3 separate regions of the Homo sapiens genome follow, and all the other regions are linked to region 2. A link is a loop called in an ENCODE intact Hi-C map of the cell type or tissue named here. Cell type or tissue: psoas muscle. All regions are shown on one strand.

The links. A loop is a pair of places that touch in the nucleus more often than their neighbours do. Peaks named below come from ENCODE experiments on the same cell type or tissue, not always from the same donor. Only the 100,000 strongest peaks of a DNase experiment are listed, where the experiment ranks them.
Region 1: a loop joins it to region 2, with 3 times the contacts of the local background. A loop is called at or near these places in 21 of 110 quality-filtered maps.
Region 3: a loop joins it to region 2, with 2.4 times the contacts of the local background. A loop is called at or near these places in 28 of 110 quality-filtered maps.

Annotation. Positions count from the first base shown.
Region 1 is chr16:67,267,861-67,275,860 of GRCh38, forward strand. SLC9A5 (solute carrier family 9 member A5) reads left to right here. Exons shown (of 16, transcript NM_004594.3): 16 at 2,878-4,331. The coding sequence ends at 3,350. All of the region lies in intron 2 of LOC124903701 (a long non-coding RNA gene), which reads right to left. Among named protein-coding and RNA genes, the nearest start is that of PLEKHG4, 7.7 kb to the right of the region's middle. RefSeq lists a silencer at 2,774-3,031. In psoas muscle, no CTCF peak of the experiment used is centred here; a DNase peak (open chromatin) is centred at 591.
Region 2 is chr16:67,462,622-67,470,621 of GRCh38, forward strand. All of the region lies in intron 1 of ATP6V0D1 (ATPase H+ transporting V0 subunit d1), which reads right to left. Among named protein-coding and RNA genes, the nearest start is that of ATP6V0D1, 15 kb to the right of the region's middle. RefSeq lists enhancers at 2,814-3,314, 3,315-3,815. In psoas muscle, a CTCF peak has its summit at 3,379 (motif pointing left); DNase peaks (open chromatin) are centred at 2,180, 3,330 and 7,870; H3K27ac peaks cover 2,187 bases.
Region 3 is chr16:67,362,714-67,370,713 of GRCh38, forward strand. LRRC36 (leucine rich repeat containing 36) reads left to right here. Exons shown (of 14, transcript NM_018296.6): 6 at 877-1,001; 7 at 2,591-2,642; 8 at 4,304-4,744. Among named protein-coding and RNA genes, the nearest start is that of TPPP3, 27 kb to the right of the region's middle. In psoas muscle, no CTCF peak of the experiment used is centred here; no DNase peak of the experiment used is centred here; H3K27me3 peaks cover 279 bases.

The DNA of each region.
Region 1 (8,000 bases), 190 kb before region 2:
TATCCAGCTTCAATAATTACCTACTCATAGCCAATCTTATTTCACCTAAACCTCACCTATGCCCCACCCTCCACTGGGTTCCTTTGATGCAAGTCTCAAATATCATATCACTTTATCAATAAATACTTCAGTACATGTCTCTAAAATATAAGGATTCTTTTTTTTTCTTTCAAGATGGTCTCTCTCTGTCACCCAGGCTGGAGTGCAGTGGTGCGATCATAGCTCACTGCAGCCTTGAATGCCCCGACTTAAGCAGTCCTTTTGCCTTAGCCTCCCGAGTAGCTGGGACTACAGGCACACACCATCATGCCCAGCCTTTTTTTTTTTTTTTTTTCTGGTAGAGATGAGGCCTTGTTATGTTGCCCAGGCTAGTCTTAAAGTCCTGAGCTCAAGTGATCTTTACTTCTCAGCCTCCTAAAGTGATGAGATGAAAGGCGTGAACTACCATGCCCAGCCAGATAAGGATTTTTTTTTTTTTTTTTTTGAGTTAGGATCTCTCTTTGACACCCAAGCAAGAGTGCAGTGGCCGGATCATGACTCACTGCTTCCTCAACCTCTTGGGCTCAAGCCACTCCACCCGGCCTCAGATAAGGATTCCTGATGCATGCCTCTAGTCAATTGACCCCAGGAGGCTGAGGCTGCAGTGAGCTATGATCACGCCACTACACTCCAGCCTGGGCAACAGAACAACACTCTGTCTCTTGGGGAAGAAAAAAGGATTCTTTAAAAAATATGTAACCACAATGCCTTTCCCATATCTAAAAATCTGTCATCAAACATCGTTCAAATTTCCCTGATTATATATATATATATATATATATATATATATATATATATATATATATATATATTTTTACAGTAGGCTTGTCCAATGTCCCTTTTAACCTATAGCAGTGATTCTCCAGGGGGATGGTGGTGGAGTGATTTTGCTCCCCCAGGGGACATTTGGCAATGCCCAGAGACATTTTTGGTTGTCACAACTGGGGAGGATGGCCTTGGATGGAGGGGTAGAGGCCAGGGATGCTGCTAAACATCCTACAATGAACAGGACAACCCTCACCAGCAAAGGAGTAGCTGTCCCAAAATGTCAAGTGTCAACTTTGATAAACCCTGATCCATAGTTTCCCCCAAACCCCCTACTTTTTTTTCTTCACGATGTATTTACTGAAGAAACCTGCTTATTTGTCCTACAGTCTTTCTCTGTCTGGATTTTGTTGGTTGCATCCCCAAAGTGTCATTTAATATGTTTCTCTGTCTCTTAAATTTCCTTTAAACCAGTAAATCCACAGGCAGTGGCTCACACCTATAATTCCAGCACTTCGGGAGGCCAAGGTGTGCAGATCACCTGAGGTCAGGAGTTTGAGACCAGTCTGGCCAACATGGTGAAAACCTGTCTCTACTAAAAATACGAAAAAAAAAAAATTAGCTAGGCATGGTGGTGGGCACCTGTAATCCCAGCTACTCTGGAGGCTGAGATGGGAGAATAGCTTGAACCTGAGAGGTGGAGACTGCAGTGAGCTGAGATCGTGCCTCTACACTCTAGCCTAGGTGACAGAGCAAGACTCCATCTCAAACAAACAAAAAAACAAAAAACCTCGCCTCATCAATTATTTGGTTACTTTGAGGTACAGTTCACCCAGTAAATGCTTGATTCTTTCATTTATCAGTTTTCAGACCAAAGAATTCATTCCCTAGCAGCCTGTAAAGGTGAATACCAAAGGTTTTTTGTTTTACACTTTTTGTTGTTGTTATCGCATTTTAATATTCCAGGTCTTTCAAGAGATACCATTTTACTTTTAATCATAGCATCAATACATTTCACACATGTACTCAAACAGAAGCTTATTGGGCTGCTCAGGACTTTATCGATGAACAGATACAGGCTGTACTGTACTTTGGAGAGCTGGGGTGGTTGGTGGCCAGAGGAATTCTCTTTCCAGGTTTCCTCCTTCAGAACCTCAGATTTCCTGTAATTCAGCCCCGCCCCTGCAGTTCTGGGATTCTTAGCTCAGGTCCCCTATGCCTCGTCATCCCCTTTGCGGCAAAGCTCTGGCCTGCTGTTAGGTTTGCATGAGCTCACACTCCTGGGCTTTGTCCCACCAAAGGGCTGTGGTGGGTACTCAGGCAGGATGCTCAGCAGAAAAACCTTTGGCCTGTAGCCTCCAGGTCTTTCTTTCCCTCTCTGGTGGCTGGCGTTTCTCCCTCGCTGGTTGGCTGGGATGGGGCTTGGCAGGAGGCTGTTTCAGAGACCAGTGCTGCAGTAGGGTGAGGGGACTGGAGATGGGGCTTCCTGCCTGGCTCCTGCTTTTGCTATCTTCTTATTTTTTATTTTTATTTATTTTTTATATAGAGTCTCACTCTTTCACCCAGGCTGGAGTGCAGTGGCGAGATCTCGGCTCATTGCAACCTCTGCCTCCCGGGTTCAAGTGATTCTCTTGCCTCAGCCTCCCGAGTACCTGGGATTACAGGCGTGTGCCACTGTGCTTGGCTAATTTTTGTATTTTTAGTAGAGACAGGGTTTCATCATGTTGGCCAGGCTGGTCACTAACTCCTGAGCTCAGGTGATCCACCACCTTGGCCTCCCAAAGTGCTGGGATTACGGCATGAGCCATAAGCCAACTTTCCTTATTTTCGTTTCTTTGATGAAAATAATGTTCAATTTCTTGAGCAACTACTGTGTGCCCGGCCCTGTGCTAGGTGTTGGGGATAGAGTGGAGAGTAAAACAAGCTGTGGTACTTCGCCTCAGCAAGACATTCATCCGATAATCGCAAAAATGGACGGCATATGGAAACTGTGGCATGAATTTATAAGAATGTGCTTATACTTGAGATTTCCACTGTATTGGTAATGAGTTCATGTGTACTCTCTGTCCCCAGGAAGCCTTGAGGTGTGCCCAAGCCCACGAATCATTCCCCCCTCCCCAACCTGTGCAGAAAAGGAGCTCCCCTGGAAGAGTGGGCAGGGGGACCTGGCAGTGTACGTGTCCTCGGAAACCACCAAGATTGTGCCTGTGGACATGCAGACGGGTTGGAACCAGAGCATCTCATCCCTGGAGAGCCTAGCGTCCCCTCCCTGTAACCAGGCCCCAATTCTGACCTGCCTGCCTCCCCATCCACGGGGCACTGAAGAGCCCCAGGTCCCTCTCCACCTACCTTCTGATCCACGCTCTAGCTTCGCCTTCCCACCGAGCCTGGCCAAGGCTGGCCGCTCTCGCAGTGAGAGCAGCGCTGACCTCCCCCAGCAGCAGGAGCTGCAGCCCCTCATGGGCCACAAGGACCACACCCATCTCAGCCCAGGCACCGCTACCTCCCACTGGTGCATCCAGTTCAACAGAGGCAGCCGGCTGTAGCTCAAGGCCTCGGGGAGGAGCAGGAGGTGGAATCCCTGTGGGAAGTGCTCCCTGGGTGATGGGTAGAGCCCTCGAAACTTGACATGGGGCCAGAAGGGCCTGGGTTGAAGTAGTAATTGGGCTTCCTTGGAGCTAGTCAGAGGGGTCACCTAAGCTGGTCCTCACAGGGGCCTTTCTCACCACCTCCCTGCTCCTAACCCCTGCCACTTTCTGTTTCATTAAGGCCTCTACTCTGGCTCAGGACCCAGTCCAGGCCTTCTACGGGCTAGGCCCAGAGACTTGGGTTGCTGGTCCCCCTTCCCTAGTGGGTTTTCCCGGGGACTCTATAGGCAGCTGCTCCTGCCCGCAAAGCAAGAGCATCATTCCTATTCTTCAGTGGATGCCAGCCTTCCCTGCCCCAACTCCCTCCCCAGCACTGGGTCAGTGGTGTCCTGGCAGTGAGGCTCCGTGAGGGGCTGGCCCTTAGAGGAACTGGGGTGGGAGGTGGGGCAGGCCTCACCCTTGGGCTTTGCTGCCCTGTTGGGTCAGCTACCCATAGTCCATTTTTTTAGGGCAGTGGGAACCTCTGCCTCCACTTCCTGCTTTAGCCCCTTCCCTTTGCTGCCAGGTATTGGGGTAATATTTCCTCCTTTTCCAAGACCAAGGCCAAGAGGCTGGGCCAGGCTTCAGTTCAGGCCTGTTGCTTAACTGGGGTCACCCTGGGATCTGCTGCTCTGGGTCTAAGTCTAGACCTTTCTGATCCTTGGGTCTGGGTTTTTTGAGGAGGGGACATAGTGGCCTCTGGGCTGCCATGTCACCACCTGAACATTCCCCAAACAGAGAAGGAACCCAGCATCTCAGGGCCACTGCTCCATTGCTCTGGGGGCTGGGATGCCTGGCTAAGCAGGGGCTGACAGGGTGGCAGGTGACTTTCTAGGGATCAGCACCTGCCCTGTGTTTTGTACCTTGAACCTAAGATATATTAAACATCTCTCAGATGGATGGGTGTCTTGTGTCCATGTGTCAGGGGGTTCTTAGGGTGGGGGGCAACAGGGGCATCTGGTGAAGGAGGTGAGAACCCAACTGCCTGCCCCAGGGATTGAGAATGGAGGGGAATCCTAGGCAGGACTATTCATCCTTCTGGTCCCCTGTCATGCATTCCCCAATACTTTTCCAATATTGTCCCCTTAGCAGGGGTCCTGCAGTGGTGGTCAAGGGGATCACTGTTTTGGCATCGAGTCACAGAACTAAAAGTCTGCAAAATGAGAAAGGCTAGCAGGGAAAGACCCCAGAGGTCAGGTGCCAAGCTGTCCTGATGCAGCCACCACACACCTAGGACCAGATGAGCATTTCTTGAAAACCTGGATGCAGGTACAGGACACATGAACAGAGGTGGCCTTTTGCACATGACAGACAGGAAGGCAATCTCAAGGGCTCACGGGATTTGGTTACCGTGTTTATTTTTTATTTTTGGAGACAGGATTTTGTTCTATCACCCAGGCTGGAGTGCAGTGTCACAATCATAGCTCACTGCAGCCTGGAACCCCTGGGCTCTAGGAATATTCTCGGCACAGTCTCCCAAGTAGCTAGGACTACAGGTGTGTACCACCATGCCTGCTAAATTTTTAGTTTTTGTTTTTATTATATTTATTTATTTTTAGAAACAGGATCTCACTCTGTCACCCAGGCTAGAGTACAGTGGCATGATCTCGGCTTACTGCAACCTCTGCCTCTTGGGTTCAAGCAATTCTGCCTCAGTCTCCTGAGTAGCTGGGACTAGAGGCACATGCCACCATGCCTGGCTAATTTTTTGTATTTTTAGTAGAGACAGAGTTTCACCACGTTGGCCAGGCTGGTCTCGAACTCCTGACCTCAAGTGATCTGCCTGCCTCAGCCTCCCGAAGTGCTGGGATTACAGGTGTAAGCCACTGTGCCTGGCATATATATATATAATTATATATAATATATATAATAATATATATTATATATTATATATTAATATAATATATAATATATATAATATATATTATATATAATAAATATATAATATATAATATATATTATATATAATAAATATATAATATTATATAATTATATATTATATAATATATATTATATATATTATATAATATATATATTTTTTTTTCCTGGAGGTAGGGCCTCACAATGTTGCTCAGGCTGTTCTTGAACTCCTGACCTCAAATAATCCTCCTGCTTTGACCTCCTCAAGTGTTGGAATTACAGGTGTGAGCCACCTCACCTGGCCATCTCTGAGTGTTTATGATGCAAATCAGATAGTGTGGGGTCCAGAAACATGAATAGAAATCCCTAGATGGCCGGGCACAGTGGCTCATGCCTGTAATCCCAGCATTTTGGGAGGCCAAGGTGAGTGGATCACCTGAGGTTGGGAGTTCGAGACCAGCCTGACCAACATGGAGAAACCCAGTCTCTACTAAAAATACAAAATTAGCTGGGTGTGGTGACACACGCCTGTAATCCCAGCTACTCAGGAAGGCTGAGGTGGGAGAATCACCTGAACTCAGGAGAATAGCTTGAACCCAGAAGGCAGCGGTTGCAGTGAGCCGAGATTGCACCATTGCACTCCAGCCTGGGCAACAAGAGCAAAACTCCATCTCAAAAAAAAGAAAAAAAAAGAAAAAAAAGAAATCCCTAGATAAGAGCAGTCCCAAATCCAATTCCCCTGGTGTCTAAAGGACTTAAAACAAAAACAAAAACTTTGGCCCAGCACAGTGGCTCACGCCTGTAATCCCAGCACTGTGGGAGGCCGAGGCAGGTGGATCACCTAAGGTCAAGAGTTCAAGACCAGCCTGGCCAACATGGTGAAACCCCATCTCTACTAAAAATAACAAAAATTAGCCAGGCATGGTGGCGCTCACCTGTAATCCCACCTACTCGGGAGGCTGAGGCAGGAGAATGGCTGGAACCCGGGAGGCAGAGGTTGCAGTGAGCTGAGATCGTGCCACTGTACTCCAGCCTGGGGGGCAGAGAGAGACTCCATCTTAAAAAAAAAAAATCTTTGAGAGCTGGGCACAGTGGCTCATACCTATAATCCCAGCACTTTGGGAGGCCAAGGCAGGCGGTTCGCTTAAGGCCAGGAGTTCAAGACTAGCCCGGGCAGCATAGCAAGACCCTGTCTCTACCAAAAATCCAAAAAATTAGCTGGGCGTGATGACTCGCAACTTTAGTCCCAGCTACCCAGGAGGCTGAGGCACAAGAATAGCTTCAACCCGGGAGGCGGAGGTTTCAGTGAGCCAAGATCGCACCACTGCACTCTAGTCTGGGTGACAGAGCAAGACTCCATCTCAAAACACACACACACACACACACACACACACACACACACACACACCAAAAAAACCCCATATATATATATATACACACACACACATACACACACATATATACACACGCATATATATACGCATATATATACACACACATGTATATACACATATACACACATATATACACATATACACACACATATACACATATATACACACACATATATACACATATATACACACACATACACACACATATACATATATACACACATATATACATATATACACACATATATATACATATATACACATATATATACACATATATATATATATATACACACACATATACTGCACTGCACTGACTAGAGTGCAGTGGTGCGATCTCGGCTCACTGCAACCTCTGCCTCCCGGGTTCCAGCCATTCTCCTGCCTCAGCCTCCCGAGTAGGTGGGATTACAGGTGAGCGCCACCATGCCTGGCTAATTTTTGTTATTTTTAGTAGAGATGGGGTTTCACCATGTTGGCCAGGCTGGTCTTGAACTCTTGACCTTAGGTGATCCACCTGCCTCGGCCTCCCACAGTGCTGGGATTACAGGCGTGAGCCACTGTGCTGGGCCAAAGTTTTTGTTTTTGTTTTAAGTCCTTTAGACACCAGGGGAATTGGATTTGGGACTGCTCTTATCTAGGGATTTCTTTTTTTTTTTTTTTCTTTTTTTTGAGATGGAGTTTCGCTCTTGTTGCCCAGGCTGGAGTGCAATGGTGCAATCTCGGCTCACTGCAACCGCTGCCTTCTGGGTTCAAGCTATTCTCCTGATTCTCCCACCTCAGCCTTCCTGAGTAGCTGAGATATATTTGAGATATAAGTCACATACCATAAAAATTCACCCATTTTAAGTGTACAGTTCAGTGTTTTGAATATACCCATAGGGTTGTGCAGCCCTTACCACAATCTAAGTTTAGAACATTTTCATCATCCCCCAAAAAACCCTGTACTCATTAGCAGTCAGTCCTCATCCCTGGCCCTCCTCAGCCCTAGGTAATAACTAACCTACTTTCTGGCTGTCTGGATCTGAAGGACTTTTGACACACTTGGAAGGTTATACTTTTAGCCAACTTACCTTTACTTTTTCTGCATTATGCGCAGGGAAGGTGTGATGAGAAGGAAGAGTGACTTGGGCTTTGCCCTTAGGTTGTTTACAGGCCACAGTGATAAGGCCTCGTAGTTAACTAGTCGTCAACAGTTTATTTTTTTAATTTTTATTTTTTACTCTTTTTGAGACAGTCTCAGTCAGGTCACTCAGGCTGGAGTGCAATGGTATGATCTTGGCTCATAACCTCTGCCTCCCAGGTTCAAGCAATT
Region 2 (8,000 bases):
TTGAGACCAGCCTGGGCAACATAGTGAGACCTAGTCTCCACAAAAAATAAAACAAAATGAGCCCAGCGCAGTGGTACATGCCTGTAGTCTCAGCTACCTGGGAGGCTAAGGTGGGAGGATGGCTTGAGTCTGGGAGGTTGAGACTGCAGTGAGCCAAGATCATGCCACTGCACTCCAGCCTGTGAGACAGAGGGAGACTCTGTCTCAAAAAAAAAAAAAAAACCTGGCCCATGCCCATGTCTAGCTTCTGGGTCTGCTGGCCTGCACCACCTGAGCAATCCTGTCAGCTCTTGATGCTGGGCTCCTGTTCCACACGCACAGCCATCTTCAGAAGGACACGAAGGAAAGTTGGGGCTCACTCAGTTGGAGGTGGAGGGGATTTCTAGGGCTCCCTAGAGGTGGCTGTTCTCAGTGAGAATAAGCAGGTCAGGCTGGATCCTGGCAGGAGCATCCTGCCAGTTCCACGGTGCCTAGAGCCAGCCCAAAGGAGAAAAGTAGGAAATACTCATTTTGCTTTGACCTAGGCCCTGTGTTTGGGCTCGTGGGATCAAACCTCATCTGGGGCTGTGAGCTCATGCACTGTCAGCATAAAGTCCCATTCCCTGCGGCTCATAAAAACTGGACAGAGGCTGGGCGTGGTGGCTCATGCCTGTAATCCCAGCACTTTGAGAGGCTGAGGTGGGAGGATCACTTGAGCCCAGAAGCTCAAGACCAGCCTGAGCAACACAGAGAGACTCTGTCTCTACAAAAAATACAAAGATTAGCCAGATGTGGCAGCATGTGCCTGTGGTCCCAACTACTCGAAAGGCTAAGGTGAGAGGATCACTTGAGCCCAGGAGGTCAAGACTGCAGTGTTCATGCCACTGTCCTCCAGCCTAGGTGACAGAATGAGACTCTTTCATGAAAGAAACAAAGAAAGAAAAAAGAAAGAGGGAGGGAGGGAGGAAGAAGGGGAAAAAAAAAAAGAAAGAAAAAGAAAAAAGAAGAAAAAAGAAACTGGACAGAGCAGCCCAGGCCAGAGGTAGAGTTAATCCATCCCATACCTTTCGCTGGCAGAGCCAAGAGGCTTGGTCCAGGCAAGAAGATGGCAGAAGCAGTAACTATACAAGCTGGTCCAGTACAGCACCCCCAGGACCCCACCCACCCTGCCTTTCAGCCCTCCCCTCAGCGGCCCTGCTCAAGGGCCTTGTGGGACAGGTGCGGGGGCAACAGTAACATGCCAGAGTGAGCCAGTGCTGTGGACCTGGGCTGGCCCCTGGGAGGGACGTGGTCACCTGCTTGACCACACAGTGGAAGCTAGGTCCAAATGACTGAAGCCACTGGGGGAGGTGGGAGGCATGGAGCCTGGGCAGATACCGAAGGGTGACATTCCAGGACCCTGTGCTCTCCCAGGCCTTGTGATATGGTATCTAGTTTGAAGGTTAAAGGGTTGGGGGCATGGGAAAACAGGCAGAGCTGAACCCATGACCTGGCAGCCTCAGGGCCTTGTGTGCTACATCATGGACTGCAGCTCATCTGTATTCATCAGCTCCCAACCCTTCAAGTTTCAAGCTAGATCCCATGTGGCAAGGCCTGAGGAAAAGACAAGGGCCCCAGAAACAGGGTCCTTTTTGCATGACTACCCGTTCCTGAGTTGGGGGCCAGTTCACAGAGATATAGTCCAGGCATCCTTGAGTGAACAAATGGAAGAATAGATAAAGGGGGAAAAAAATCAAAGAACATAGAGTGATTGGTCAGGAACTGCCAAGACAGGTGTCAGGAGACCATAATTACGCCCTTGGGCCTTACCTTGGACCCAGCTTCCCAGATGAAGAGAGCTGGATAACGGTACCTCCAGGAGCCTGTCCAGCTATGACACTGTTCTAGCCTCGTCAGGCCCAGACCACATTGACTCCCTGCAACCCAGCCCCTGAGGGCCACTCAGGGGCTCCCAGTGAGACCAGTGGCCTGGATACCCATGGAACAGCCTCAGAAGAACTGATGACAGCTGCAGGGGAGACCCTGGGGCTGTGGAGCCTCTGAGTGGCCACCAGCACAGGGACAAGGGCAGGCAGTAAAAGCTGAGTTTCAGATGACTCCTCAGAGGGAAAAGCCCCATCCACCAGCCAAGCACGAAAGCCTCTGTTGAGGTCAAGGCCTGAAAACCATTGCCTGAGCATCCAAAGTGGGGCAAGGTCTGGGCAAGTGCCCAGGGCCAGGCAAGAGCTGGCCAGGAAAGCAGTGTCCAGCACCAGTCAGGGCTGCTCCTCCACATATTCCTTTCCCCTGCCACCAATCTGCCCAGCGGTCCTCAGGACCACACACATTCACACAGGGGCAATCCCAGCACTGCCCCTTGTGCCTACTCCTTGGTCCTTCAGGGGAGTTGCTAGGTTTGGACACACAGAGCAGGTGCCCAGGCCACAAAGCAGCAGCCTAGCCTACTAAAGCACCCTTCGGGGCCTTGACTTTCCTGCCTCTGAAAAGGAGGAAGACCAACATTCTAGTGCAGGATAGATTTTTTAAAACATCAGCCAGGGAGTAGGTGTTGGATGAGGCAGACGCCAAGGAGCCCAATGGAGAGGCCTCCAAACTGGGGTACAGGGTAGGAGAGACTTGTCAATCAACTGATAACCCATCGCCAGCCTGACCGTGTGGACCTGCAGTGCTTACATGGTGTTCAGGTGCCTGGTTTGGCCATCTCCCGGAGTCACCCTGCATATATGTACCTATACATGCCACATACATCCTACATGCCCCTCAGAGGGAGTGCCAAATGAGGTTGAGGAGAGAGAAAAATTCATCCTCTGTCCTGAAGACAAATTTTCCCTCTCCTGGAGAGGCCAGGGTGGCAAGACAAGAGTGGTGACTACCTAGGGAGGTGCATGGTTCTAGGAGCCTGAGAAGTGTAGCCCTGATCCCTGGGCTGCCTCAAGCTCCTACTTGGAGCTCCCAAGACCCATGGGTTCATAGCACACTGTGCTGTACCTGCAGCTCCAACTCTGAGCTGCTGGCATGACCCAGGTGAGGGTAAATGAGGACGGTGTGGTGGGCAAGGCTGGAGCAGCCTGCACTGGGCACCAAGGCAAAGAGCATCAGGAAATGTCCCCTGGCCTTCTCCTTCCCAACCCAGGAAGATAGGGCACAGGGAGGTGAGGATGGGTAGAGGTACACAGACAGGAGACACTAAGCGACAAGCCCTACCTCATCTGAGAAGGCCAACTGAGACTTAAGTGAGGGAAGTAGGGCCCAGAGCAGAGACCCAAGGGACAGTGCTGGTGGCAGCTGCCCCACGGAAAAGCAGAGAGAGAGCCTGGATGACTCACGGGGTCCAGCCACACCTCCCTCCCCAGGCTCCTTGAGAAGTGGAGTGATCCTGGCGCACCCCCTTGTGGTGGGAGGATGGCATTGTCCACAGCGAGGGGCCCCTCTGGTGGGAAGAGGGTACGCCAGCTCCAGTTCCCCTTCAACACATCCCTCCAATTTAATCACTGCCTCAGACTCCTGGTCAGCATCTCCCAGTCATCAACCTCTGAGGGAGTGGGACTACAGGTACCCACAGAGCTATGCAGGAATGTCTCATAAAGAACAGGAGTTGGGCCAGGCGCGGTGGCTCACGCCTGTAATCCCAGCACTTTGGGAGGCCAAGATGGGCAGATCACCTGCGGTCGAGGGCTCGAGACCAGCCTGACCAACATGGAGAAACCCTGTATCTAGTAAACACATACACACACACACACACACACACACACACACACACACACACACACACACACAAAATTAGCCAGGCATGGTGGCGCTTGCCTGTAATCCTAGTACTCAGGAGGCTGAGGCAGGAGAATCACTTGAACACGGGAGGCGGAGGTTGCGGTGAGCCAAGATTGTGCCATTGCACTCCAGCCTGGGCAACAAGAATAAAACTCTGTCTCAAAAAAAAAAAAGAACAGAAGTTGGCCGGGCACGGTGGCTCACACCTGTAATCCCAGCACTTTGGAAGGCCGAGGCTGAAAGATGACTTGAGCCCAGAAGTTTTGAGACCAGACTGGCCAACATAATGAGACCTTGTCTCTACCAAAAATAAACAAAATCAGCTGGGCGTCGTGGTGCATGGTTTGCAGCCTAGGTGGTCAAGGCTACAGTGAGCCATGATGGAGCCACTGCACTCCAGCCCAGGCAACAGAGTGAGGCCCTGTCTCAAAAAAAAGAAAAGAAAAGAAAAGAAAGAGAACAATAGGTGGATATAAGCCTGGAAAGCCAAACCGGAGACCACACAGACCTGAGTCGGTCATAAGGAACTGGTCTGTCTTGCATGAGTGAAGACAAAGCCTTCAGAGGGACAAGGCTGAAGAGGACGTGGAGGGAAGCATGGGCATCCTCAGCCCTCTACACTCTTGCTCTCCCTCTCAGCCAGACCCTCCCAAGTCTCCAATTCCCTTTATCTAAGTCTCAACTCCTTTTGTCTCTACTGCCTAGTATGTGTCTAATAAAAGCAAGTGCTTAATAACTCAGAAACAGGGAAATCTATGATATGGTGCATCCCTGGGGTTGGGGGGTGGGAGACTTGGCTTTTCCTCCCCCACACCCCCAAAGCCTAGTACTCAGCCAGTGCCAGTAGAGCTGTCATGGCTGGGCACAGTGGCTCATGCCTGTAATCTCAGCACTTTGGGAGACCGAGGTGGGCGGATCACGAGGTCAAGAGATCAAGACCATCCTGGCCAACATCGTGAAACCCCGTCTCTACTAAAAAGACAAAAATTAGGCGGGCGTGGTGGCGGGTGCCTGTAATCCCAGTTACTTGGGAGGCTAAGGCAGGAGAATCGCTTGAACCCAGGAGGCGGAGGTTGCAGTGAGCCAAGATCATGCCACTGCACTCCAGCCTGGCAACAGAGTGAGACTCTGTCTCAAAAAAAAAAAAGAGCTGTCACTCATCCAATCAGGCAAATATCTATTGAGCATCCACTCTGGCTAGGACTGCGCTGTTGAATCCTTACAACCTACGAGTAAGTGATTTCTGTTTCATTTTACAAGTGGGCAAATACATCTCTGCATCACACAGCTGTCCGGAAGGGAGCCATGGTCTGCCTGATGCCTGGCTCCACACAGAAGAACTCAAGAAAGGTTCTGGCAACCCATAGGGGCACTAGGGTCCTGACCCTGAGCAGGCGCAGATGACTTAGAGACAGTCATATCATGTCCTTGCACCTGTTCATTCTGGATGCAGATCCTCCTAACAAGCTGCAGTGTGTCTGATCACTGAGCTCAAAGCCCAAGAGCAGCTACAGGTTGGGAAGGGGACCCTGGTGCTATAGCAGGCATCCTGACCACAGCAGGAAGAGTGAATGGGTGGCCTGACAGAAGGCCAGGGACAAAACTATGGGAGGCAGACCTGGGCCCTCAGGGACAGTGGTTCTGTTCCATCTCATTCCAAGTCTAACAGCCGTTAATGCAGGAGAGACTCTGCTATGTTCAGTGTATGCCACTTAAGAAAGCAGGGAGCCTGGGCAACATAGTGAGACCCTGTCTCCACTAAAAAATAAAAAATTAGCCAGACATGGTAACACATGCCTGTACTCCCAGCTACTTGGGAAAGGTGAGGTAGAAGGATCACTTGAGCCCAGGAGGTTGAGGCTGCAGTGGGTCATGATCATGCCACTGCAATCCAACCTGGGCGACAGAGTGAGACCCTGTCTTAAAAAAGGAAAAGGAGCTAAGCGTGATGGCTCATGCATGTAATCCCAGTACTTTGGGAGGCCAAGGCAAGAAGATCACTTGAGCCCAGGAGTTCAAGACCAGCCTGGGAAACATGGCAAAACCCCTTCTCTACAAAACATACAAAAATTAGCTAAGTGCGGTGGTGCATGCCTGTAGCCCTACATACTTGGGGGGCTGAGTTGGGAGGATTGCTTGAGCCTGGGAGGTCAAGGCTGCGGTGAGTTGTGTTTGGGTCACTGTACTCCAGCCTGGGCAACAGAGCAAGACCCAGTCTCAAAAAGAAAAAGAAAAAAAAAAAAGAAGGAAGGAAAGAAAGAAAGGAAAGGAAGCAAGCAAGCAGGGAAATGAGACTAATATATTCCAGAAGTGTATTATGCAATGTTTAAAATAAGGTGTTGAAGCATTTCCGTCTCTGCCATCAAGAAACCCTAGTCACCCAGAAAGCCTTATTTACTAAGGGCCCTGAATGGCTGACATCTGCCTAGGCTGAGGGTACTTCAAAAGGCCTAGCAGGGGTTCAAGCACTGGCTCCACCTCGGAAACCAGGCCCAAGAAATCGCTGAGTAAACCCAAGAAAAAGTATATGTTATCACCCACCAGAGCAAGTTCTGACAAGACATCCTGTGGCAGGGATTTGGAAACAGCAGTTATTGGCTCCTGTGGGGACTCTTACTGACTTGACCATAAATAGCTTCTCAGATAAAATCGGGCTAAAGGCCAGGCGCGGTGGCTCACACCTGTAATCCCATCACTTTGGGAGGCCAAGGCAGGTGGATCACAAGGTCAGGAGTTTGAGACCAGCCTGACCAACATGGTGAAACCGCATCTCTACTAAAAATACAAAAATTAGCCAGGCGTGGTGGCACACGCCTGTAATCCCAGTTACTCAGAAAGCTGAGGCAGGAGGATCGTTTCAACCTGGGAGGCGGAGGTTGCAGTGAGCCGAGATTGCGCCATTGCACTCCAGCCTAGGCAACAAAGCAAGACTCCTTCTCAAAATAAATAAATAAATAAATAAATAATAAAATCGGGCTAAAGTATATGCCAGTGCAAGATGTAACCAACAAAGGGAATACAGGAGTAGGGGTCAGGAGGAAGAGGCAAAGGACAGACAGAAAAACAGCCAGTTAAGTGGTCACCTGCTCACAGTGGCTATACCTGGACAGGGGCCCTGCAGCTCTGGCCAGCTGACATGAGAAGGGTCCAGCTCTGGCCTGGGCCCTCAAGCACCCCCATAGGACTTGGGAGTCTTCAGGTGTAAAGAGAAGTGGCTTCATGGGGGTTCCCTAAGACTCAGACCAGCCCTACAATGCCCCACAATGCGAAACAAAACCTGGACCACAAAGGTCCCAGGCTCTCCAGCACAGGCCTCAGCTTTGATGGCTGCTGGGTGTGGGTACCCTTCTCTTTGCTTACCTATATGTCCTAATTTTCCTTAAATATCTTTATTGAATGTATCAAATTATAAAATGTGTTCACTGTAATACATTTAAACAATAGAAGAGTACATAAAAAGTCAACATTGAAATCTTCCCCCTACCAGCCTCTATAAATCCCTCTCCCCAGAGGTTGTCACTCATGACAACTTGGCGCCTATGCTTCCAAAAACATGCATATATGTCCATCTGGTAGTCTACCAAGATGAGGGATTACATGTAACGCTTTGCAACTTTTCACCTAACAACATATTTCTAAATCAGCCCTTATGGAACTTCATGCTTTTGAGCACTCTCTCGTAGTATTCCATTGTAAGAATAGACCATGGTTTACTTAACCAGACCATAACCAAATCACCGGATATTCCATTGGTTCTAATAGTTTGCTGCTACCAACAAGGCTGGCATAAACACCTCTGTACATGCTATCCCATGTTAATCTACGGGACACAATCTTATAAGTTGGGTTGCAGGGTCGCACGGTATATACATGCAGTGTTTTGACAAAGGGGTGACAATGTATACCCCTTGGAGAGTCTACACCAAGTCATCCTTCTACCAACTTTTTGGAATTAAAAAATTATATTTAGTCAAAAAGAAAACAAGAAAACAAAAAACCACCATGCCCCAGCATCATGCAGGAAGAGACACGGCAGGAATCTGGAGGGAGAGCCCAGCTGTCCCTCTCTCTGCTCCGCTTGCCAAACTGGGCTCCATGCCAGGTGTCCTCGTTAGGCCACACTTGTGTCCACTTGGCCCACAGTTAAGGCTGCTCTCTAGCCTCCTGGCAGGACTTGTGGGCAGAGCTAGGCTTCCAAGGCAGGCTTGCCCGGCTATGAGCCAACAGATGGCCTGGCGCGGGCCTAACTGCCA
Region 3 (8,000 bases), 100 kb before region 2:
GCATTCTTCTCCATGAAATAGGTCCTGACTGGTTTCTCTCTCTTTTTTTTGTTTTTGTTGTTGTTGTTGTTGTTGTTTTATTGAGATAGAGTCTCACTGTGTCGCCCAGGCTGGAGTGCAGTGGCACAGTCGTGGCTCACTGCAACCTCCACCTCCCTGGTTCAAGCAATTCTCCTGCCTTAGCCTCCTGAGTAGCTGGGATTATAGGCGCGCGCCACCACTCCCGGCCCGGCTAATTTTTGTATTTTTAGTAGAGACAGAGTTTCACCATGATGGTCAGGCTGGTCTCGAACTCCTAACCTCAAGTGATCTGCCCACCTCAGCCTCCCAAAGTGCTGGGATTACAGGCGTGAGCCACCACGCCCAGCTTAGTTTTCTCTTTTTACAAAAGAGAGAAAGCAAGGCAGAAAAAGGCTAGTTTGAAATGGTCAATCAGTGCTGACTGCTGATTAGTACCCTGGAGATGTATAATGCCAGGAGTCTATTCCCAGCATCTCCCCCTGTAGTTGGAGATTATGGAATTGGTATCACAGTTAATTATTTATTCGCTTAGGAAATGTGCAAAATATTTGCCTTCCACTCAGTTTCTGTTGAGCACTTCATAAATTATGAAGCCATTTCATATCCATTATCCTGTTTTAACCTGGCTCAACCCTAACAGATAGGCAGTTTAGATTTTATCATCTCTGTTTTCCAAACGAAGTGAGAGAAGTAGAGAGGTTAAGTGATTTGCTCAAATTCATGTGGTCTCCAAGTGGTGGCACCAGAACTAGCACTCAATCTTGTGACTTTCCTTTTAGTATCTATCCATTAGACATGCTGCCTTTGAAGTCTGGTCAGTGAGTGCTTTATTGTTTGCTTTTTCTTTTAACACAGACTCAAACAAAGGACTTTTTATTCCCTTCCCCAACCGGGAAATAAAGGATTCCCTAAGTACTTCTGCAACTCAGGGCAATGGTACACGTGATCAGAAATTAGACACCTTCCCACTGGGGACACAGGTAATGTATTCACTCTCCTGCTGATCTGTTGACTAGTCAATGATTAATACTGATAATTCAGTGGGCTCTCAATTATTTATGAAGGTCTCAGAGGACTTGTTTGATGAAGGCATTTTAGACCCTTTTAAAGGAAAGGGCAGGACAGAATGCAGAGTACCTTCTCCATTAATTTCAATCTCCCATTTCCCTCTCTCTCACACTAACCTGTTATCTAATGTCATATATTTATACATATAACTTTAGCATATCTATGAAAGGCATTTTGGTCCTCAAACAAGAATGCAACTGTTACAGTTTTTGGCTGGTTTTAAATTTTCTCCCCTCTATCCAATATCTCCATCTCCTGTTGCCTTGCTTCTTACATTTTCTACCTACACCCTTTAATACTGAGTCTTACATTTTAGGTATGACTTTCCCAAAGCTGCCTCTGCAGTATAACAGAAAAAGTAAAGTTTAAGGGGTAAAGATGGCATGGAAGTTGTGGGCAATGGGAAGATAGAGATCATGCAAGATGGGGGAGGAGTGAAAAATAAGGTTTTAGTGAAAAAATTGGTGACAGAAGGGATGCAACCATTATGTAAGACTTGTTTGTGTGAGTGAATATGATACAAGGAGCAGAACTGACTACTTTATATTCACCTTCTCCCTTTCTGTGCCTTTTCTTTGATACATTTATGAGCAATAAAATTGTAGAAAATAGCCAGGAGGAGAAAGAAAAGCAGCAAAGGCTCTGATTAATCCATAATTTGGACAATCAAGACTGAATTAGTAAAAAGTTAGTACTATTCTTTTCAGTTTGGGTATAGACTACCTTCATCTTTTAAAAAGATAAGCATTTAATCAGTTTCTTTGTTTTTGGAGATTATACTTGGGTGACTTAGAAACAATCTCAGTTACCATTTTTTAAAACCATATTGACTTAAGGAAATGGAGACAAAGAGTATTGCAATCTCCAGTTAAATAGCACTTCTTAGATAAAAAAGCAAACAAAAAAACTTCTCTGAAATTACTTCTTGAAGTGAGAAAAAAGGAAATTGAATAGTTTGCTGTATCTTTTTAGTTTAAGAAATAAGGAAGTGGGATTTCTTTCTCTCCATGACTACCAAAAAGACACTGAATACTTTAAGATAATTTTTTTAAAAGCAAACCCTAGATGGCTTTCTGTTTTCCTTCAGTCCTTGCCTAGTTATGCCTCAGATTAATTTTCAGCCTATTAAAACCCCCTTAGCTATGGTGGTTGATAGCTTTATCAGCTGGTAAAATAAGCATGAGAGTCCTTTAAACAGAAAAAGCAAAGCTGGAAAGTGGCCCTCATCTACCTTCTATGAGCTATCTAAGGCAGAGAAAGTACAGTCATTGTTTGCTATGTCCTTTACTTCCTAAGGATATTCAAGCAACTCTGGAATCTCCTTGTATTGTGACTGTTTTAAAATAGACTTAAACTGGACCTTTGCTTAAAGGTCTGTTTCCCTAGCTTGCAAGGATAGTCTTTCCCATTAATAGGAAGGTATTCTGAACCCCTAGTCTAATAAGCTCACATTTGAACGCGCATGGACTTCCTTCTACCTAAACTTTCGAACTTTTTTTAGACACAGGAAGTAGCAAGAAGGGAGATGCCAAGTGACAATCACCAGGAAGATGGTAAATATTTTGCTCACTGAGTATTTTTCCCCCACACTAATCAGAGAAGTCTGGATGTGATGGGATTTGGGAGATGAAGATGTCTCAATATGGGGGCCCTATTTAGTCAACTAATTTCTGCTTTTGTGAGGGACTGTCCTGGATGATTAGTAACCTGTGAGACTTTTCTGCTTAAAGAGTGCATATTCTGACCTCCTTTGTTCTTGATTTTTTTTGCGTTGGATGACTATTCTTTTTGTTACCTTTCTTGCCTTCTTTTGTATTTATTATTTTTTATTCATCCATTTGTTTCTCTCTACTGGTTTATAAGTTATATACATTTTCTATACTTTTAGTATTATTCCCCAAATGATAATATGTATCCTTAACTTACATAATTTTTAAATTGTTAATACCTTAAGTCTTCTTTTGGATAATTCAAAAACCGTACAGTACTTTATTTCATTTACTCTTTCCTGACTTATATGTTGTTATTATGAATTTTAATTCTCTATATTTTTAAAGACTTCACAAGATATTATTTTTTATATAGTCAGTGTAGATTTAAATCTATCCATTAATTTACTACTGTTTGTTCACTTCCTTTTTCTTCCCAGGCTTCCCTTCTGATATCATTTTCCTTTGCCTTACAGTGGCACATACTTTAATGTAGGTCTATTAGTGATGAGCTCTTTCAGCTTTTCTTTGTGTGATAATGCCTCTATTTCACTATCATTCTTGAAGGGTATTTTAGATGGGTGTAGATTTCTAGGCAGTTCGTTCTCTCTCTCTCTTCCCACTTCCTTCTCTCTTTTTTTTTAATTTTTTTTATTTTTGAGACAAGTTCTCAATCTGTTGCCCAGGCTGGAGTACAGTACAGTGGCACAATCAGAGCTCATAATAACCTCAAACTTCTGGGCTCAAGCAATCCTCCCACCTCAGCCTCCCAAGTAGTTAGGACTACCACCACACCTGGCTAATTAAAAAAATTTTTTTCGGACCAGGCACAGTGGCTCATGCCTGTAATCCCAGCATTTTGGGAGTCCGAGGCAGGTGGATCACCTGAGGTCAGGAGTTTGAGACCAGCATGGCCAACATGGTGAAACTCCATCTCTACAAAAAATACAAAAATTAGCCGGGCATGGTGGTGCTTGCCTATAATCTCAGCACTTTGGGAGGCCGAGGCGGGTGGATCACTTGAGGTCAGGAGTTGGAGACCAGCCTGGCCAACACGGTGAAACCCCATCTCTACTAAAAATACAAAAGCTAGCTGGGCATGGTGGCATGTGCCTGTAATCCCAGTTATTCGGGAGGCTGAGGTACGAGAATCGCTTCCCTCTGGGAAGCGAAGGTTGCACTGAGCTGAGATTGCGCCACTGCACTCCAGCCTGGGCGACAGAGTGAGACCCTGTCTCAAAAAAAAAAAAGAAACAGAATTTGTCTCCAGAATGTTATAGATTCTTTACTGTTTACACAAAAGTCCCACATTTTATTGGTGGTGGTGGTGTTCCATGTGGAAGTCCTTTCATCACTTTATGCTACCATTGATCAGAATTATAAACCACCTCTTCCTGAGAGGTGTTTCTGGCAGACAGAGAATATGTTCAGTGAACAGAGGTACTCCCAGCTAGGCCACAAAGAATTCTTATCATGTTTTGTTTTTTTGCCTTGGTGGTGTTTAGAGTTCAGACACTACTCGCCTCGTCAGTCCACAGTCCGATCCCCAGAGAAGATGACTAGAGAAGGGTACCAAGTATCTTTTTTGGACAATAAGTCTTCAGGTTCTTCTCCAGAAAAGGAATTGATACCAAAACCTGATACTTTTCATCTTACCCATGATGCCTCATTGAGTAAATGCCTGGATGTGGGTGATTCTAGCCAGATCCATCCCTATCAGTTACCTTCAGATGTTGGTCTGGAAAATTATGACAGTTGTTATTCTCAAACTCTATCCCTGCATGGAAGTCTTGGTAAAAGGCCTCAGAGAAGCAAGAACTATCAAGAGTATAGCATAAAGCCTTCAAATGACATAAAGACCACCGCTTCACATTCCTGTGGAGACTTATTAACTTCTCTGTCAAACCCTGACTCCAGCACTGGAAGGCTTTTGAAGCTTAGTTCAGGTAACAGCTTCCTGTCAGTTTACAGGTCTTCTTCATAGGCATGAAGATAGAAGATATAAGTGAAAATTTTGGAATTAACCCTTCTGAAATTGTATTAGCATTTCTTAAGTTGTATTTTAGGGTCACCAGTGGTTCTTGGAACCTCGAGAAATCTGTAGGGTATGAGTTTAACATGATATATATATTAGGGAAAATTTGTAGGAAAGTGAGCATTGCAGCTACTTGCTATTTTAGTTAAGCAGCATCCCAGGACATCTAGTCTTTACTCACAGTCACTTCTATTCTGACTTACTTTCAGAAGAAGTTAGTTTCAGGCTGGGCACGGTGGCTCATGCCTGTAATCCCAGCACTTTGGGAGGCTGAGCCGGGTGGATCACGAGGTCAGGAGTTCGACACCAGCCTGGCCAACATGGTGAAACCCCGTCTCTACCAAAAATACACACACACAAAATAGCTGAGCATGGTGGCATGCGCCTGTAATCCCAGCTACTCAGGAGGCTGAGAGGCAGGAGAATTGCTTGAACCTGGGAGGCAGAGGTTGCAGTAAGCCAAGATCGGGCCACTGCACTCCATGGGCAACAGAGCAAGACTCCATCTTGAAAACAAAAACAGAAGTTAGTTTCAGAGTTAGTGACAGAGATCACTCTTCTGTTACTTATTTATTCAACCAAACTCATTGAACACCTACAGTGTCCCAGACACTGTTCTAGCTCTGGAGATAAAGTAGCAACCAAAATAAAGTTCCATGTATATTTTACCATAATAAGAAGACAGTCCCTACTTTCATAGAGCTTACATTCTCATGGGGTAAGACACATGATAAACATTTTAGCATGCAAATATATGTCAGGTTATGGTAAATGCTGTGAAAAAATTATATAAGGGCATAGAGCGTGATAAGGAGGAGGCGATGCTTTAGATAGAATGGTCCAGAAAGCTTCTCTGATGAGGCACCATAAAAGTAGAGACTTGAATGAAGTGGGAGTATAAGCCATGTGGGTCTGGGAGGAGAACTTTCTAGACAGTGGGAATAAATGCAAAAGTCCTGAGGCTGGAACATACTTTTCATGTACAAGGAACCTCAGGGAGGCCAGTGCGGCCTCAGCAAAGAAAGTAGAGTGTATAGATGAAGTAAGAAAGATGCCAGACTTTTTTCTGGGTGAGATCAGAAGGAGTTGGAGAGTTTGTAGCAAGGGAGTGATGTGATCTCACTTAAGAATTACTGTGAATGTTGGGCTGAGAATAGACTATGGGGAGGAGGGTAGAAATTTTTTTAAAATGCTTTGGAGAGATTGGAATCAGCGTAACAGATGATGATGGCTTGGGCTAGACAGATAGCGGTGGAGGTGGTGAGAAGTAGTCAGATTCTGAATATGTTCTGAAGATGACACTCCATGGTTTGCTGATGGATCCAGGATAAAGTGTGGGAGAAAGAGGGTCAATGGTAATTCTGTGGTTTTGAGTCTGAATAACTAGAAGAACAGAGCTTTCATTTACTAAGATGGAAAAGAATGGGAGGTAGAGATTTTAAGATAAATATCAAGAGTTGGGTTTTGGACATCTTAAGTTTCAGGTGCCTTATTAAAACTTTCCAGAGATGCCAATTTGGTAATTGGACATACTAGTCCAGAGTTTAGGGAAGAAGGTATGGCTGGAAATATAAATTTGGAGATTATAAGTGTATGGGTGACAGTAAAACTCTGAGACTGGATGAAATCTCACCAAAAGAGTGAATATAGATAGAAAAGAGATCTGAGGACTGGTCCTGAGCCCTCCAACAATTAGAAGTAGATAAAGAGAAACCATCATGGAGAGTGAGAAAGCAGCAGCCAGTAAGATAGAGGGGAAAAAGCCAAGAGGAAGTAATATCCTGGAAGCCAAGTGAAGAATGTGTTTCAAGAAGGAGGGAGTGATCAATGCTAGGTCAAATGCTTCTCCTGATAGGGAGGGAGGGAGCCTGGGACTGAGAAGTGATTATGGTATTTGGCAATGAAGAAGACATTAATGAACAGCTTCAGGGGATGCATGAGAATGAAAGCCTCACTGAGGTGAATTCAAGAAAAAAATTGGAAGCAAGGCAGTAAAGTTACTGAATATAGACAACCCTTGTATTAGTCTGTTCTCACACTGCTAATAAAGACATACCCAAGACAGGGTAATTTATAAAGGAAAGAGGTTTAATTGACTCACAGTTCCACATGGCTGGGGAGGCCTCACAATCATGGTGGAAGGTGAATGAGGAGCAAAGTCACGTCTTACATGGTGGCAGGCAAGAGAGCTTGTGTAGGGGAACTCCCCTTTATAAAACCATCAGATCTCGTGAGACTTACTATCACCAAGAACAGCATGGGAAAGACCCGCCCCCATAATTCAGTTACTTCCCACCAGGTCCCTCCCATGTCATGTGGGAATTATGGGAGCTACAATTCAAGATGAGATTTGGGTGGGGACACAGCCAACCCATATCAACCCCTTCAAGGAGTTTTGCAGTAAAGGGAAGCAGAGAAATGGAACTAGCTGGAGAAGGGATGGGGTCAAGGAGATCCTGGTAGAAGTGATCTAGTAGAGGGAAAACTGATGATGCCAGGGAGAAAAGGGACCGTTACAAGAAAATGGAATCCAGTCCACCAGTGGAGAGGCTGGTTTTAAATAAAAGCACAGATAGTTCATCTATTGTAATAAGAAGGAAGGCAGAGAATTTATTAATACAGATACAGGAGAGTTGGTAGATTTGATGGTGTGATCATGTAGATGTTTTCTTTGATTGCCTCTCAGGGAAATAAAGGAGGTTGGCACCTGGGTGTAAGGAGGGAAGAGAAGGTGTTGGAAGTTTGAAGAGAGATGTGAAATATTTGTCTCAGAGAATAGAAGAGTAAATTGGCCAGAGTATTATATTAGGAGATGCCGGGCACAGTGGCTCACACCTGTAATCCCAGCACTTTGGGAGGCCAAGGCCAGCAGATCACTTGTGGCCAGGAGTTCAAGACCAGCATGGCCAATATGGTGAAACCCCATCTCTACTAAAAATACAAAAATTAGCTGGGCATGGTGGGTAGACCCAGCTACTCGGGAGGCTGGGGCAGGAGAATATCTTGAACTCAGGAGGCAGAGGTTGCAGTGAGCCGAGATTGTGCCACTGCACTCCACCCTGGGCAATCGAGCGAGACTCTCTCAAAAAAAAAAAAAAAAAAAAAATCAGAAGAACTGGGCACCACTAAGGGCGCAGTTACAATAGTGGTCATGAGTTTAAAGTGAG